Linked DNA regions of Homo sapiens: region 1 is linked to region 2. Evidence: chromatin loops called from intact Hi-C (ENCODE). Cell type or tissue: dorsolateral prefrontal cortex. All regions are shown on one strand. Links, peaks and the distances in the headings refer to the core of each region. The heading gives the core; the rest is flanking DNA. Region 1 overlaps SLC35F3 (solute carrier family 35 member F3). Region 2 overlaps SLC35F3 (solute carrier family 35 member F3).

What was found. A loop is a pair of places that touch in the nucleus more often than their neighbours do. Peaks named below come from ENCODE experiments on the same cell type or tissue, not always from the same donor. Only the 100,000 strongest peaks of a DNase experiment are listed, where the experiment ranks them.
Region 1: a loop joins it to region 2, with 1.9 times the contacts of the local background. A loop is called at or near these places in 10 of 110 quality-filtered maps.

Annotation. Positions count from the first base shown.
Region 1 is chr1:234,140,833-234,149,172 of GRCh38, forward strand. All of the region lies in intron 2 of SLC35F3 (solute carrier family 35 member F3), which reads left to right. Among named protein-coding and RNA genes, the nearest start is that of SLC35F3-AS1, 130 kb to the right of the region's middle. In dorsolateral prefrontal cortex, for the core only: no CTCF peak of the experiment used is centred there; no DNase peak of the experiment used is centred there; H3K27ac peaks cover 515 bases.
Region 2 is chr1:234,291,937-234,300,276 of GRCh38, forward strand. The region is part of intron 3 of SLC35F3 (solute carrier family 35 member F3); the gene reads left to right. Among named protein-coding and RNA genes, the nearest start is that of MIR4671, 10 kb to the right of the region's middle. In dorsolateral prefrontal cortex, for the core only: no CTCF peak of the experiment used is centred there; a DNase peak (open chromatin) is centred at 4,745; H3K27ac peaks cover 4,962 bases.

The DNA.
Region 1 (8,340 bases), core at 326-8,325, 150 kb before region 2:
GGTAAATTTTGCCCAAATGAAATTCAATTTAAGCCTCAAGTTGCCAAGGAGTCACCATTCTCCTGGGTTGGCAAAAGGGTTTACTTATAGAATCCTTGATGTGTATGCTTGAAAATTTCAAAGAGAGAAGAATGACAAGGGTCATGGCAGCTGTTAATTGGACTAGATTACATTTATCATTAGGCATTTTCCACAGGGTATCAATCTAATTATGGAGCGACCATGTAGTGGAACAAAGATCATTTTTCAAAGCAGTCACTGAGGATGGGCCCTGCAGAATGACAGTCAGCCTCTTCTTGTTTGACATGCAGATGGTGTCCTCCCTGGCATTTTTATTGGGTAATATATTACCATAAGAAGGTCTATGATAAGTGAAAAAGTAAAACTTGGGATAATTAGGGAGTTTTATAAGCTAATGAGTCATGTCCTTTCAATAGCTTCTTGGAATGTTCAGTATGGCTCCAGCTCTACATGGTGCATGTGGAGACCCGGGCCCTAGACCCTGCCCCTCACAGGTCCTGCATGGTGAACAACTCCCCTTTCTCCCCCTTTTTTAAAACTTTACTAAGGGTTAATTGGTATACAAAAAGTTTCACATATTTCGTACATACTTCTTGATGAGTTTGGATATATACATACACCTGTATGTAGACATCACCACAATCAAGGTACTAAACATGTCCACCACCTCCAAAAATTTCCTTGTGTTCTTTTGCGCATTTTGTTTTGTGCTAAGAACACTTAGTCTGATATCTATCCTCCTAACGGTGGCTTTACATTGCCTTTTCAGAGAAATTCCAAGCTACTTCACAAAGGCCTCCTGGTCTACTCAGCCCACCATGTTAGCTTATCTTTGGAGAACTCGCTTCAGCTCACATCAGAGTTCTGCCCATCGGACCACTTGCTAAGTCCTCTCTACCTCCCACACCTTTGCCCATGTTAAACCTTTTGCCTAAAATACTCCTCTGGCTCCTTCTGTATGCCCTTAGCCCTAACTCTTTTGCTTAGATAACACCTACTCATCCTAGGATCTTTTCCTCAAGGCAGCCAGCCCTCCTCACTCATGCCATCCACTGAGAGCACCCAAAGTGCCTTACTGACATATCACTTATTTCACTGTATTGTAATTATCCTTTGTCCCCCATTAGATGCAGCGAAGCGTGCATCTCTCTTCTTCACCACTGTCTCCCCCTCTGCCTGGTAGATGGTAGCCCCTTGGTAAATATTTATTAAATGAAAGAAGGAAGATCATCGAAAGACTAAGCTCATGCTACTAGAAGGCAGAGTAAAGAGAGGATTACAACCTAGGACATGGTTCTGAGTGCGTGCAAGGGGCGTAGGAGGACATCAACATGACATCGCACTTAACACTTCTGTTCTTGCAGAATTCATTTAAAGTAGGAACTGTTTGCAGGGAGAATAATAAATAAAGCTTACGAAAAAAAAGATGTTTAGACCATGGAACTAATCAGTGGACTCTTGGACTCTTTGCACTAAAGGTTGGCTTCCCCAGGCTCTGGTGAGATGCTGTTCATGAACAAGAAAGGAGCTCATGCCCACGGCCCTGAGCAGCCTGGGAGACTAGGAATAGAGCCGTTTTGTCCACTGCGGTGGAGAGGGCTGCTGCAGTGAATGACTGAGACCTCTGGAAAGGGTTTCGGGGTGCAGAGCAGCCTGTTGGAATTAGACGTTATGCTTGCTCAAAAAAAGGAGTTTCATTTTCATTAAATGGAAATATTTACTGCCCAGGGGCATTTGGTGAAAAACAGTTTGGTATTGGGAAGTGGGGTCAGGCTCTGTGCCTTTGATAAAACTCATGCCAGCCTCAAAAAAAAAACGCATGATGTGTCGCTATATGGGGGGACCCTATGGTTGGAGGTCTTACAAATCCAATGGGGCCAGTGTATTAAATATGGCCCTTTTCCCATAGAGTTGGTCATCATGATGTTTACCATGTTTCAGATTCAAGGTATCTGATCTCACCAGGGTCACATGGCCAAATATGTAACTCTCATTAAAAGATTGAGTTATATAGTCAGTATGGGGAAATCTCTATTCACTCTGGTGAACTGTGACATATTTTATTTATCATTTTTAATTATATATATTTAAGGTGTACAACATGATGTTTTGATATGCATATACATAGTGAAATGATTATTACAGTCAAGCAAATTAACATATCCGTCACCTCACTCAGTTACCTTTTCTTATGGTCAGAGCACCTAAAATCTGCTTTCTTAGAACCTGTTCGGTATAGGCACAATATTATTAACTTATCATCCTCATGCTGTACTTTAGACCTCTAGATTTCTTCATCCTATCTAACTGCAACTCTGTACCCTTTAAGCTACGTCCCTACTCTTTGTACCCTTTGTCCCTACTCTCCCTGACTCTACCTCTGGGAACCACTGTTCTCTCTGCTTCTATGAGTTTGACTCTTTTCTTTTCTTTTCTTTTTTTTTTTTTTTTTGAGATAAAGGCTCACTCTTGTGGCCCAGGCTGGAGTGCAGTGGCGTGATTTTGGCTCATTGCAATCTCCGCCTTCCAGGTTCAAGCGATTCTCCTGCCTCAGCCTCCCAAGTAGCTGGGATTATAGGTGCACACCATCATGCCCGGCTAATTTTTTGTATTTTTAGTAGAGACGGGGATTCACCAAATTGGCCAGGCTGGTCTGAACTCCTGACCTCAGGTGATCCACCTGCCTCGGCCATCCCTCGGACTGCTGGGATTACAGACATGAGCCACCACGCCCAGCCAAATTTGACTCTTTTTGATTCCATGTATAAGTGACAACATCTGGTATTTGCTGTTCTGTGCCTGGCTTATTTCACTTAGCACAATGTCCTCCAGGTTTATCCATGTTGACATGGATGGCATAAGAAAAGGTCATGTATTTATGACACAATTTCCTTATCCATTCATCATGTATTGATAAACATTTAGGTTTATTCCGTATCTTGGCTATTGTAAATGATGTTGCAATGAACATGGGGGTTGCAGACATTGCTATGAGTTGCTGACTTCATTTCCTTTAGGATAAATACCCAGAAGTGGGATGGCTGGGTCATATGATGGAGGGATCTCTTGTTTACAGGGGTCACAGGGTAACTTGAGCAGTGCCCCTAGGGATATAGGAATGGCTTAGCAGCTCAGTCTAAGGTAGCCAAGAGAGCACAAGAAAGAAGGTGTCCCACTGCCTGCCACTGCGCAGTGAAGGATGAATGCTGGTACTCCAGGGAAAGAGATTCTGAAAAGTGAGACGGGGTGTAGCAGGGGAGATGGCACCACGCAGTGTGAAGCACATGCCCATTCTTGAATGAAGCTATAAGCTTCCTGTGTACTAAATACCTCTCCCAGTGCTTCTCAGTTCTAACACCCTGCACAGGAAACACAGAGATGCTCCATAGTTGCCTGTTGAGTGTCGGTGCTCTTGGGATGTGCAGGGCTGACTGCAGGGTGTCCTCAGTTTCCAAGGGCAGGTGCAGGATGCAGTTGTAAATGCAAGGGGGTTAGGGAACATCTCTAAAGCCACTAATAAACACACAACTCCTTCGAAGAAAAGGTCCTTCATGACTTCTCATGATGGAATGGTGGTTCCATTTGGTAATTCTTTGCAGCATATTATTTCTACCTCTCACTGATGGCTTTCATCATTGAATCCTCCAGCCATGTGTGTCTTTGCTGTTTGTTTTTAGGTGAGTATTTATGGTCTATGGGTTGTTCAGACATATATTTTTATTTAGAAGCGAAATTAGCACCTGCTAGGCAACTATTTTAAATCTTGTAATTCTTGTAGCAGTTAAACAGATTTTTTTTCTTTCATGAGTTTCTGATTCACTTAATAAATATCTACTAAGATACTTTGCTAGACTGTGGGGATACAGAGATGAATAAATCAGGGCCCCCTTTCTCATGGACTTAGAGTCTAATGGATGAGACTCGTGTGAAAACAAATAAATATTGTGCGGGGTGATAAGTATAAGGATAGAGGGGTGTCCAATAGACAGTATGATGAAGTTGCACAGAGAACAGAGATGGTCAGCCAAGAGGACAAGGAATACGTGGTGTGGGAGCAGGGAGAGGAGTGTGCCAGCTGTAGGAAATAGCATGTGTAGTGCTGTGTCATTCTCTTGATAATAATCATCTTCTCCGCAGCACTGATCTTTCTGTGTGATATTCACTGTGTTCTTTTTGAACAATTGTAGTATCCTCCAGGTTAACAAAGGAAATATTAAACAGCGCAAGGCTCAGGACTAACTTTCATCACAGCAGCCCTGAGGGTTTTCACTGTATCCTGAGGAAATTCCTTGGAACCTCAGGGTGATACCAGTTTTGAAGTTTTTACCGCACTGTCCCGCTGTGAGTGGTACTGCATTATAATAGACTCTTCTAGTACTTTCAGGAACAAAATCCACTTTGGATGTCATCCTAGTCTCATATTGAAGTGAGTTTTGACCTAACTGGATCATGCTATTGGGGGAAGCTCTGGAGTATTTTGAATTTAACTAGTCATCCAACACAGTCTTCAGATCTTTAGTATATCTGCTTCTTTTTTTCTGCTTGATCAGTTTCTGAAAAAGCTATTTTAATATCCATCTTCAGTTAGGAATCTTTTTTCTCCCTGTGGTTCAGTCTATTGCTTCTCTTCATTTTCTGAGGCTGAGTTGTTAGAGACATGCAGTCAGTACTCCATATCCATGAGCCGTGGACTCCAACAACCACGGATCAAAAATATTCGGGAAAAAAATGATGGTTGTCTCTATATTGAACCTGTATAGACTTTTTTTTCTTGTCATTATTCCCTAAACAATACAGTACAACATTTACACTGTATTAGGTATTATAAGTAATCTAGAGATTATTTACAGTATACAGAAGATATGCATGGGTTATATGCAAATACTACACCATTTTATACCGGGGCTAGAGCATCTGTGATTTTGGTATCCTCAGTGGGTCCTGGAACCAATCCCCCAGGGATACCATGGGACAAGTGTATATGTTTATGACGATCATATCATCTTTCTCTTTTTTCCTTTATTATGTATACTGTCCTTTCTTTGTATTTATGATCATTGTATCTTGTCACCTATTAAGATTATACCCCAGCTTTCTAACTGTATTTGCATGCGGAATCTTTTTCAACTTTTAACTTTCAACCTTTTTACATCATTTTTGTTTTAATTGAACCTCTTTATAAACAACATGTAGGTGGATCTTTTTTTCTTCTTTTTAATCTGGTAATTTCTAGAGGTTTAAAATTTAATCATTTTAATTACTGGTGGCAACTGTAATTTTATAACTGGTTTCTGCAATTTTGTTTTCTATTTTTCATTTAATGTATTTTTTGTCTCTCCTGAATTCCACTGCATAAATTTTCTTCATGTTCTTCTGATGGAATAATATAACTATCACTAAACTTAGAATCTCCATTCATTCTTTAAACTTATCAATATCTGTCTCTCTCACCTCACAAGACAAATATTTTAGCATGTTCTGACATCCCTTCAGTCTCTCCTATCCAGCTTCATTTCCATGATATTACTATTGCCTAATTTTTAGTTTTTAATTTTTATGGATACACTTTCTTTTCTTTGAGCCTAGCCATTTTTTAATCTAAAATAAAAGTTACCAAGATATTTGCTCTTTTTTTTTTTTTTTTTTTTTTTTCTGGAGACGGAGTTTCGCTCTTGTTGCCCAGGCTGGAATGCAATGGTGTGATCTCTGCTCACTGCAACCTCCACCTCCCACTCACTGCAACCTCCACCTCCCGGGTTCAAGTGATTCTCCTGCCTCAGCCTCCCAAGTAGCTGGGATTACAGGCATGTGCCACCACGCCTGGCTAATTTTGTATTTTTAGTAGAGACGGGGTTTCTCCATGTTTGTCAGGCTGGTCTCCAGCTCCCGACTTCAGGTAATCCACCCGCCTCGGCCTCCCAAAGTGCTGGGATTACAGGCATGAGCCACCGTGCCCGGCCTCATCTTTCTTTCCATATGTCTTTCAGTATCAATATGATTTTTCTGCTCTTTTTAATGAAGACTTTTTTCTATGTGTTTTGGTGTCTTAGTGTGAAAAAACTGAGATCTTGTGGATGAGAGGTTTGCTTCAGATTCAGATGACAGTTTAGCTGAGTATAAAATTATAGGTTCAAAGATATTGGAAAATCTTATTTCACTGTCTTTTTTTACACCCAGTGCTGCTACTGTGACTCCTGATATCATTTCATTCTAGTTCCTTGGTGAGTAATCTGCTTTCTTTCTGAAGAGACTTTAGAATTTTCACTTTGTCTTTAATGTTGGTAAGTTTTACTGTATTAAAGGATGGACTTACCTTATCTCTCCTATTTGACACCCTTTAATTCTGGGAAATTACATAGTTTGCCCTTTCTATTTTCTTTTTTTTTTTTTTTTGTCCTGTTGGAAATCATAGTGTAAAATATTGGTAATTCTTCTCTCCCTCACATCTCTTAGCTTTCTTTTATATTTTCTGCATCCAACTTGCTGTTTATCCAATTTACTGTGTTTTTTGTTTCACCTGTTATTGTATCATATGTAATATTTGTACATAATTCTTTATGTTTCATATTATTGCTTCATATTTATCTTTTTAAGTAGAGTTATACTTATTTTAAATCTTTTTGTGCTTCTGTTGTAATATCTCTGCTTTGGATGGTTCTGTTTTTTGTCTTTCATTTATAGCATGTGTACTCCTCAGTTATGAAGTTATTTTGACCTGTAAGCTCATGTTTCTTTGGGAGAATCGGTTACTCTGGTAATTTTTTGGATAAAGGGCCAAAAGTCAGCTTAGTACCGGAGAATTTCAGGATCAGGTTGAGGAATAAACTCTGAGGGCAGCCAGGAGCCTGTGCATCAGAAGACCCACTTTTGGTCCCTACCACTCTCCTGCTCAGGTTTTTACTTTCAGACCCTTAGAGGCGTGGTTTTCAAGCTTCATTGTGAATCTGAATGACCGGAGAGCTTATTACAGTACAGAGTGCTGGGTTCCACCCCCAGAGTCTCTTGAGTGGCTTGTTCAGGATGGACCTGGTGATTGGCATCTCTAACAAGTCCACCGGTGATGCAGATGCTGTTGGTCTTGGGACCACATTTTGAGAAATGCTGCCTTAGGGAGGGCCACAGTGGGAGGAGTCAGGTTCCCTGAACTGTAACTCACTGATTATAACGGCAAGAAGGGGAGAGAAAGAGAGAGTGATTGTCCAAGGAGGGGCTGATCAGCACTCACTGGTCTTCAAAGATTCACCCCGGCAAGGTTTGGCACTGCCAAGTTATCCCTTCCTGTACACACCTGGGGCTGGGCTCTTCCTGCAGACCTCCAGGTGGAAGATATCTGCCTAAGACATGAAGCGAAAAGGCAAGAGCAGGGAGAGCTTTCCTCTGACCTCCTTCACTTTGTCTACAGCTGTCTTCTTGATGCTTATCCACACGCACTCAAGATGGACTTCAGACTTTTCAGCCATTTCTCACTGCTTTGTTTTCATTTTCATTTTTTCACTTCTTTACCTTTATTCTTCCAGAGCTGTTTTGCAGGGAAAGAGCAACAGTCTATGCTAGCTCACTAGCTTGAACTCTGAAGCTGTCATTATGAAACCCTGTTCAACAGTTTCCTCTTGATGTTAAACTAGAGACAGAAAATCTATACCTCAAAAGGACAGGAGGAGAATGGCATATCACATCTAGAGAGGCAGGGAGAGCCACGTCATGCTGGGCTCTGTAGGATGGGAGGGAATTTTTACAACAGTGTATCATGAAACACTGATGATTTATTTAGAAAAGAGACATCACTCGATTTACATTTTAAGATCACTCTGGCTGCTTTACAAAGTATAGATGGTGGTTTGACAAAAACGAAAGCAGGGAGACCAGTTATAAATTATCTAAGCAGGTGATTTGAACTAAGATGGTGGCAATGGAGATGGGGAGAAGTGAATGGATTAAAGATATTGCTTGGAGATAGATATGACAGAATGTACTGATGAACTGGATATGAGGGAAGAGGAAAAAAAAGAAATTGACTCCTAGGTTTTTAGCTTGAGCAACTGGATGGAGACTGGTGCCATTTCCTGTGATGGGAAAACATGTAGGGGCATGAGGTGGGGGCAGGGGATGGAATGGGAGCAGAGATTAATGGTTCTATTTAGTATATGTGAAGTTTAAGACTTAGTCATCCAAGTGAAGATGTCAAATCAGTGGTTGGCTCTACTGGAGCACACAGGAGAGTGCAGGTGGGAACACACATGTAGGAGTCATTGGCACATAAATGAATGAAATCAATGACGGAATCTGTGTGGATGGAAAAGGGGAGAACCAAGTCCTGAC
Region 2 (8,340 bases), core at 171-8,170:
GTAACGGGATCAAGAGGTCAAGAGTGGCAGCGGCAGATCCCTGACTGTCTTAGCTCCAGGGAAACCATAGCTCACCACGCCTGGACTGCACGTGTCTGGGTTTGGTTGCAGGACTGGTGGTAGCATGTGCTTCTGCATCTTGGAGTGAGGGAGCAGAGATTTGTAAGGCTTTGATGCATCCACTCCTATAAACACTGCTGCAGTGCCTATCTGCTGCCTTTTGTGCCAAGTTCTGGCAGCCCAGCACATTGAGAATCATGCAAGGAAAGCAATGTGTGAGGCAGTTGATCTCTTGCAAACCTGGCTAAGGACAGCAGGGAGGCCATCTGGCCTCTCAGCAGTGGCCCTCTACAGATCAGCAGGGTCTTGATTCTGGGCTTGCATAGACAACATGGTCAGGGAAGATTTTGACTCCCTTGACCCACTTATGCCTAGTGTTCCATTATTGGAACGCCAAGCATGTCGGAGTTATTTATATCCTACTGCTCAAGGTCATCGCCAATGTCTGATTTTTAAATTCAAATTAAATTCAAAAAATCTCAACCTCCAGCATAAATGGGTTAACCATCTGGCTCCAGAACTGTTACCAAGAAATGACTAAAACAATTGTGGTGCCTGTTGGGGCATCCTGGGGTCTGGAATAAATGATAAATGTTAGAATCCCACCCATGGGTGTATGTCACCCCCAAATGTTCTGTCTTGGAATGGGAAAGGGCCCTGGGGCTCATACTAGGGTGGTTTTAATATGCTCGGTGAGAAGCTTTGCTGCTGTTTAGAGTTGCCCTTGTTCTTATGAACTGTCAGTTCCCTGCCATGAACAGAGAGGAAGCATAGTGCAGGCGGGACCTGTCCTCCTGCCACCTCCCAAACTAGGGCCCTTCAACAGTGATGTTTTCTCCAGGCCTGGGCCTCTCCTCCAGAAAGGTACTTCCAGCTTTAGATTTTCAAGTTATCAGGATTTGAATCTCATATTCACTGATTTTTGACTGTGAAAGGATCCTAGAGGCCATTGGACCTGGCCCTTCATTTCACAAATGAAGAAAACAACTGACACCCAGAGATTACAGCTAATTCATTTTTAGACTTATGATGTCTAAGACTCATTATCCGGTTCCCAAAAAGGGCACTCGAGCAAGATCCTGCCTCCAGACCCCTCTGATGCCATAGGCAGATGAGAGTAACTTTATTTTGAAAAGCTCCACTTTTTCTAGAAAAGATAGACTACCTCTCTCACAGCTAGAGCTGACTGTCACTGGGTGTCCATAGACTCCAAGTGCACAGAAAGGAGCCATAAACAAGAATCACAGCAAGATGGGAACTAGGAAGGCCTGTCGGGAAGCCTCTGGAGCAGGCAGGAGCCCTGAGGATGGCAGCTTCCGGGGTGCAAGCCTGAGTCTAGGAGGCGAGGAACTGAGAGCCGGAGCTCAGCTGTACCCAGGAGCTTTCTCTATGCTGGGAAAACATCCAAAAACAAGGATAACTTTCTGTCAACCCATTTTGAATCCTTGAATCTCTGTGTCGTCTTCAAGGGTGAACTATGCATGTCTCTGATCCGCATCACATGCAGGGCCAGGGAGCACACATTTAGATGGTTAGTCAAATCTAAATTATATTTACAAGAAGCCATCAGCATGTGCCATGGAAATCCATCCAGCTCTAAAGTCTATGCTGTTGGTCTGGATGTAGGCAGTTCTGGCTGTGTGTGTGAGGAAGAGAGAAAGAGAGACAGACATACCCAAACAGCACATCTGCCTTCAAAACCAGTGCACCCAGACACACCAGTCTCCTGGGGCTGGCCTTGAAAAGCTTTCCAATTAATAGAAATCAGTGTTATCCAAAAAGGCACATTATGGAGTTGACCCCATCCATAAGCATTCTTGCCCTTGAGATATAACAACCTTTAATTTCAACTTTCATAAAACTGTTCTCTTTAGGAATGATCCTGATTTTTCAAAAGCTGTTGAATTGGGGTCATCTTCGTCTTACTCCAGGTTTGAGACCAGGAAAACACAGCCTGTTCATTTGATGCTGAATTCCACAAGTCGTTATGTCTCTTCAGTTTGAAGGAGGCTGTTTTCTAAAAGCATAAATCATAAGCCAGAGGGAGAGCCCTTGGGATAATTCCCCTGAATGTTTCTTTTCTAAAGACAAATCTATGCCCATGTCTTTAAATAGTTTTAACACAGCTCCTGAAAATAGCAAAGAGCATTGCCTACACATCTGCATAATTAGTTGCAGGGAATAAACCCCAAATCCACATACCCTTTCCTGCAACACCCAGGGAGGCAGGTTCCTTAGGCTCAGCACTCCACACAGGTCCCTCGACAGCGTTGAGCCGAAGCAACGAAGGAACCACCATTGCAACAGGCTTGGCTCTGTTTCCTGGCTCTGTCTCGGCCAGCAGAGTAGGTGGGCAGCGACTCTCTTTCTGGTAAAGATTGTTCCACTTTACCCAGCACATCAGCCACAATTAAGGCTTCACTAAAATAAATGCAGAGAGTGGGGAATTGAATCAGGAGCCCCTAGTTCTAGACTCAGCCCTGCTACTAACTAGCTCCCCATCACCCTGGGCAGAATGCATCACATCCATGCCAGAGCTTTCCTACATCTAAAGTACGGAAGTCGGAGCTCTGACGTCCCTGCCAACTGATAGTTCACAGTTTTAAGATACCCACTTGCTAAACTTTCTGGCAGTATAAATGTGCTGACGTTGGCAAAATCTGCCTAAACGTCAAGCGCTGAGTTCCGCTCATTTATTCACAAATATTTCCTGACTGCCACTTTTGGATTGTGCACTATCCTAGATGCTGGAAGGTACAAAGGTGACTGAGACACAGGCTCCTTCTTCCAGGAAGAGATCGTGCTCTGCTAGGAGAGACAGCTATGTAAACAGTCATGATAGAGCTCTGTGGAGGTGGGAGGGAGGGAGGCACAGAATATTATGGGGGCAGATTTACAGGGTGCCTGGGGGGGGAACCCAAAGTCAAAGAGAAAGCCATGGAAGAGGAGAGAGCCAGTAACTCCATGAAGGAGACAGCAGCAAGGGGATATCTGCAAATTTCTGAAGCCCACGGGGCCTGAGGCAGAAACTGAGTTCAGCCAGATGCAGAGAAATGTCATGATTGTCTAGCGAGGAAGGTTGCCCATCTCAGTGCCTCGCTGTCCCAGCTGGGCCCTGTGATGGCAGCTCTGTGTTCCTGCAGCCTGCTTTAGTGACAGATCACTAGGACAAGATATTGTTCCTGCTCCTCTGAGAAAGGCCAAGGACAGCAGGTGACATTAACATGAGTGACGAAGGGACTACAGTTGGGCTGAAAGCCTTTTGGAATTCCCATAGGGTAATTAAACTATCCCATTACACGTTCTTGAATATCTGTGGGGTAGCTCTGTGAGATAGCTCATTGGATACTGCATTGCTGCCTTGCGAAGCTTGGGCTTTGAAGATTGCCATTCTGCCCACGGATGTGTACCCAATTTCCATTCCCTTTCATGGTGACAAATGCAAAGAGCACATTGGTCAGGCCAGTTCTCAAGTGTCAGTCTCTCGATTGCAAGCACGGGAGCCAGGCTGAGCTTGAGAGGGAGTGCTGCTCGCCCAAGGTCTTCAGGAAATCTCATCAAATGTTTGGAATTTTCATTGGTTGTCTTTCCACACTGTTAGAATCCTAGATCCCTGAAATGTGGTGTGGGGGTACAAAAGCAAGCCCAGCTTTGAAATCTCAGCTGCTTTTCTTGTTAAACAATTATTTGAAAATTCTTTTTCATAGCGAGCTAAATATACTCCTTTCTACCACTGCAAAGCCCTAAATAAATAACCACCCCTGAGGAAGAAAGCCAGGCCAGCCAGCAGATGAACACAGACACCTGCCACAGCTGTGGAGTCCCATTCTGGGACTCTGACGGGCACCCTCAGATCTGGTGTTGCTCCACTGTTCCCACTGAGTCTGAGTTCCAACTTCTTTTAAAGGAGCCAAGTAAAGGTCCACACACTCTGCTGTGTCTTCTCCACTCTGGGATATAAATGCTGTTGGATCATGTGTTATACAAATGTATTCCTGGTTCATCTCTTGACAGTTTAGTGAAACTCAAACCAATCATTGCTGATGTGGAAGTTGTGAAAAAGCAGGAACATAGAAGTGAGAGCCCAGCAGCTGTTATTTTCTGGTACCTGTTGAACAAGAGCTGAGCGCTGTTTCCCTCTGTTTTGCGGAGGGATGTGCTTTCTTAAAGCAGAAGGTTGACACTTTCCTGAGCCGCCTATTCCATTTCAGTACTAACAGCTGTCATTAGAGCCCATCTCCAGCTTGCTCTTCATCTCCTACGTCCATCGCAAAAAAATCACATTTTGCAAGGGATGGTCCTATGGGGTCTTTCTGCTTCAAAAAAAAAAACCTAGTGTGTAACCTCACTGGGTTAAGTGGACTATCACAAACAAAAGTATTCAGAGTAGATTTATTCCATGCAATATTTTAATGGACTCTTTAGAATAGGAAGAGTGGTTTCTGATATGGAGAGGCTGTTTCAGGTTGGAAGGAAATGTGCAGAGGTTCAGAAGGTCCGTCCTTCCTAAGTAGCCAGACTGCTTCACTTGCCATCTTAGTATCCAGACATAAATGGAGGCTGTCAGTCATCTCTGTCTTTGCCACTTCCATCTTCACCTTTGTCATAGAGCTCAGAATCACTTCACTGTGAATCTAGCAAGTTGGCCAGGGGCCCTGTGGACCAGCGATGCTTTGGGAACAGGCACACTCTCGGCACTTCTCAGATACCTCTGCTATTTGACTGAGCATGCAAAATAACCAGCTGGTCCCCAAAGAACAGATTCCTGTGGAGGAGGCTGTAAAACTCCTAGTTAGTGAGACATATATGCAGTCTGTGCTTCTCCACGTTCCCTCTCCAAGACCTTATCGTTCAGGCTGGACCAGTCCTCAAGGGAAAATCTCAGAAACTAAAATTTCTTGTAGGCTGCAAATGCCTTGAACTTACATTTTCTTTTAATGAAACATTTGCCTACAGTGGCTGAACACAGACAATTAAAAAAAACATGTGGTCAAAGGACCTGAATAGACATTTCTCCAAAGAAGACATACAAATGGCCAATAGGTATATGAAAAGATGCTCAGCATCACTAATCATTAGTGAAATGCAAATCAAAACTACAGTGAGATACCACCTCACATCTGTTAGAATGGCTGCCATCATAAGCAAAAGACAACAAGTGTTAGTGATAATATGGAGAAAAGGGAACCCTTGTACACCGTTGTAGAAATGAAAATGGGTACAGCCACCATGGAAAACAGTATGGAGATACCTCAAAAAATTAAAAATAGAACTACCATATGATCCAGAAATCCCGTTACTGGGTATATATACAAAGGAACTGAAATCAGTATGTTAAAGAGGTAATGTCTGCATTCCCATGTTACCACAGCACGATTCACAATAGCCAGCTTCAATGTTTATTGATGGATGAATGGATAAAGTGTGGTATGTATACAACATGTAATACTATTCAGCCTTACAAAAGAAGGAAATCCTGCCATCTGGGCAACATCGATGGACTTAGAGGACATTATGCTAAGTGAAATAAGCCAGACACAAAGGGACAAATACTATATGATCTCACTAATATAAGGGAATAGTTAAAATAGTTAAGCTTGGGCCGGGCACAGTGGCTCACGCCTGTAATCTTAGCACTTTGGGAGGCCAAGGTGGGAAGATTACTTGAGCCCTGGAGATTGAGGCTGCAGTGAGCCATGATCATGCCACTGCACTCCAGCCTGGGTGACAGAGCAATACCCTGTCTCAAAAAAAAAAAAAAAAACAGTTAAACTCATAGAAGCAAGGAGTATAATGGTGGTTGCCAAAGGATAAGGGGGGCAGAAAACAGGGAAGAGTTAGTCAGAGTGCAAAGTTTCAGTTATGCAAGATGAATAAGTCCTAGAGCTCTTCTGTACAGTAGAGTGCCTATAGCTACTCATACTGTGGCATATACTTAAATACGTGCTAACAGGGTAAATCTTATGTTAAGTGTTCTTAACACACACACAAAAAAAGAGGGCTGAGGCAACTTTGGAGGTGATGGATATATTTGTGGCATTAATTGTGGAGTTCATGGGTGTGTACTTACTCCAAACTCATTAAATTGTATACATTAAATATGCACTGCCTTTTTTAGGTCAATCATACCTCAATAAAGACAGGTTTTTTTTGAGAAATGTAAATATGTGACATCTCAGAGAAAGACAGTGTGAGTGATAAAGAAAAAGAAATGAAGGATTAAGGTATGCTGAAAGTGATTGAGGTAGTGTAGTTACTGTTTTATAGAGGGTGTCTGGGAAGGTCTCTGAAGTTTGGTCAGAGATCTGAAGGGGTGAGGAAAAGAACCATGTCCAGATCTTCCCCCATATTTACCTTTTTTACTCCAAAGAAGATGGTAAGCCAATGAAAGTTTTTGAGCAAGAAAATAACATGGTCTGATTTATGTTTAAAAGAAAGAGACAAAGGTATGAAAGAAGGATAATAATAATCTAGGTAAGAAATGATAGTGGCTTAGACGAAGTGTTAGCAAGTGCCCTAGGTGTTAATGGCACAAGTGTTCCTCGGACACATTTTCAGAGATCGTGATCTACCTGGATATGCATCAGAATCTCCTAAGTATATTTTAAAATACGTAAATTTCTGTGCCCCATTCCAGACCTGCTGAAACAGCATCTCTAGATTGGGGCCCAGGAATGATCAATTTGCCACTATTATAACTCTTCTCTGATCACCTACCCAGGGTCATTTCAGAACCTCCTTTGAGCCTCTAAAATTTAGCAGCTTAAATAAAGGTAGGCAATTCGCTGACAGAGTAAATCAGACTAACCCTCCCTTTAAGAAAAATTATAAAAGTTGGAGAAAATACTTTTAAAAATTGTTGTGGGACATCAGAGAGCAACCAATACAGCCAGGATTTAAAGTACCAGGATCCAGAGTGAAGGGACACAGAGGAGGGCAGCCATACATTTGCTGGTGCTTTGCCTTCTTATAGAATTTTCCAGTTCACATTGTGTGTCATAGAAGCCAAACAGAAACCAGCAGCATGGAACTTACAGCATTCATTAGGCTGGGAGGACAAAAAGCTAGAAATTCAAGGCTGGCAACCTAGCCATGGATTGAGATTGATTCAGGATCACAGAAGAGAAGAACTCAACAGAAGTCAATTTAAATTCCATGTGCTGTTACCCCTCAAGGCATTGACTGATACCTAAACTGAATGTTTGGGATCAGACAAGGAGGAACCAAACAAAAAAAGCGTCCACCAAGGCAAAGACTTTAGTAGTCTCATAGTCCTGGGGAGAAAAACCAGAGTTCAAACCCACCAACTGGGAGAAGCCCTTGTAAACAACCAATACTTTTAGTTGAGACCAACGAAAGTTCTATGACCTAAGAGTAAAGGGGGAAAAACAGAAATTGACTAGTATGAACCAGTCAAGGTGATCCTCATGCCAGAAAAAACTAAATCTACACCAGAAGAAAATGACATCATTCAGAGCCCTACAATTTTCTTTACACAGCCTGTCATCAATAAAAAGTAACAAAGCAGGCCAGGCGTGGTGGCTCACACCTGTAATCCCAGCACTTTGGGAGGCCAAGACGGGCAGATCATGAGGTCAGGAGATTGAGATCATCCTGGCTAACACGGTGAAACCCCATCTCTACTAAAAATACAAAAAATTAGCCAGGCATGGTGGCAGGCGCCTGTAGTCCCACCAACTCTGGAGGCTGAGGCAGGAGAATGGCATGAACCTGGGAGGCAGAGTTTGCAGTGAGCTGAGATTGCACCACTGCACTCCAGCCTGAGCGATAGAGCAAGACTCCATCTCAAAAAAAAAAAAAAAAAAAAGAGAAGAAAAAAAATTGTTAAGATTGTAAATGTTATATGTATTTTACCACAATTAAAAATTTAGAAGAACTTTTTAAAAGAGAGAAAGAAAGAAAACAGAGAAAGAGAGAGAAAAGAGCATGAACCTTTGAATTCAAATTTGTTCATGAAAATAATCTGGAAATTTTTAAAAAATACAATGAAGTTCACATTTAATGCAAATTTGCAGTAAAAAAATATAACTATGACATGTTTTATGTATGCATAAAATTTCAAATAATGTGACTTCTCTGAGATTTTAAAAGCTAAACAGGAATCACAATACCAATTCTGGAAGGCCAAGTGAACTATAAATGCCAGGTAATGGTGTTAACATTAACTGGCTGACGAACAGAAACGCAGTGCTACTGGGGGAAAACTAGTCAAGATTTGTAAATTTTGAATGATGGCATGCTGTCAAGAATGCATCCCAC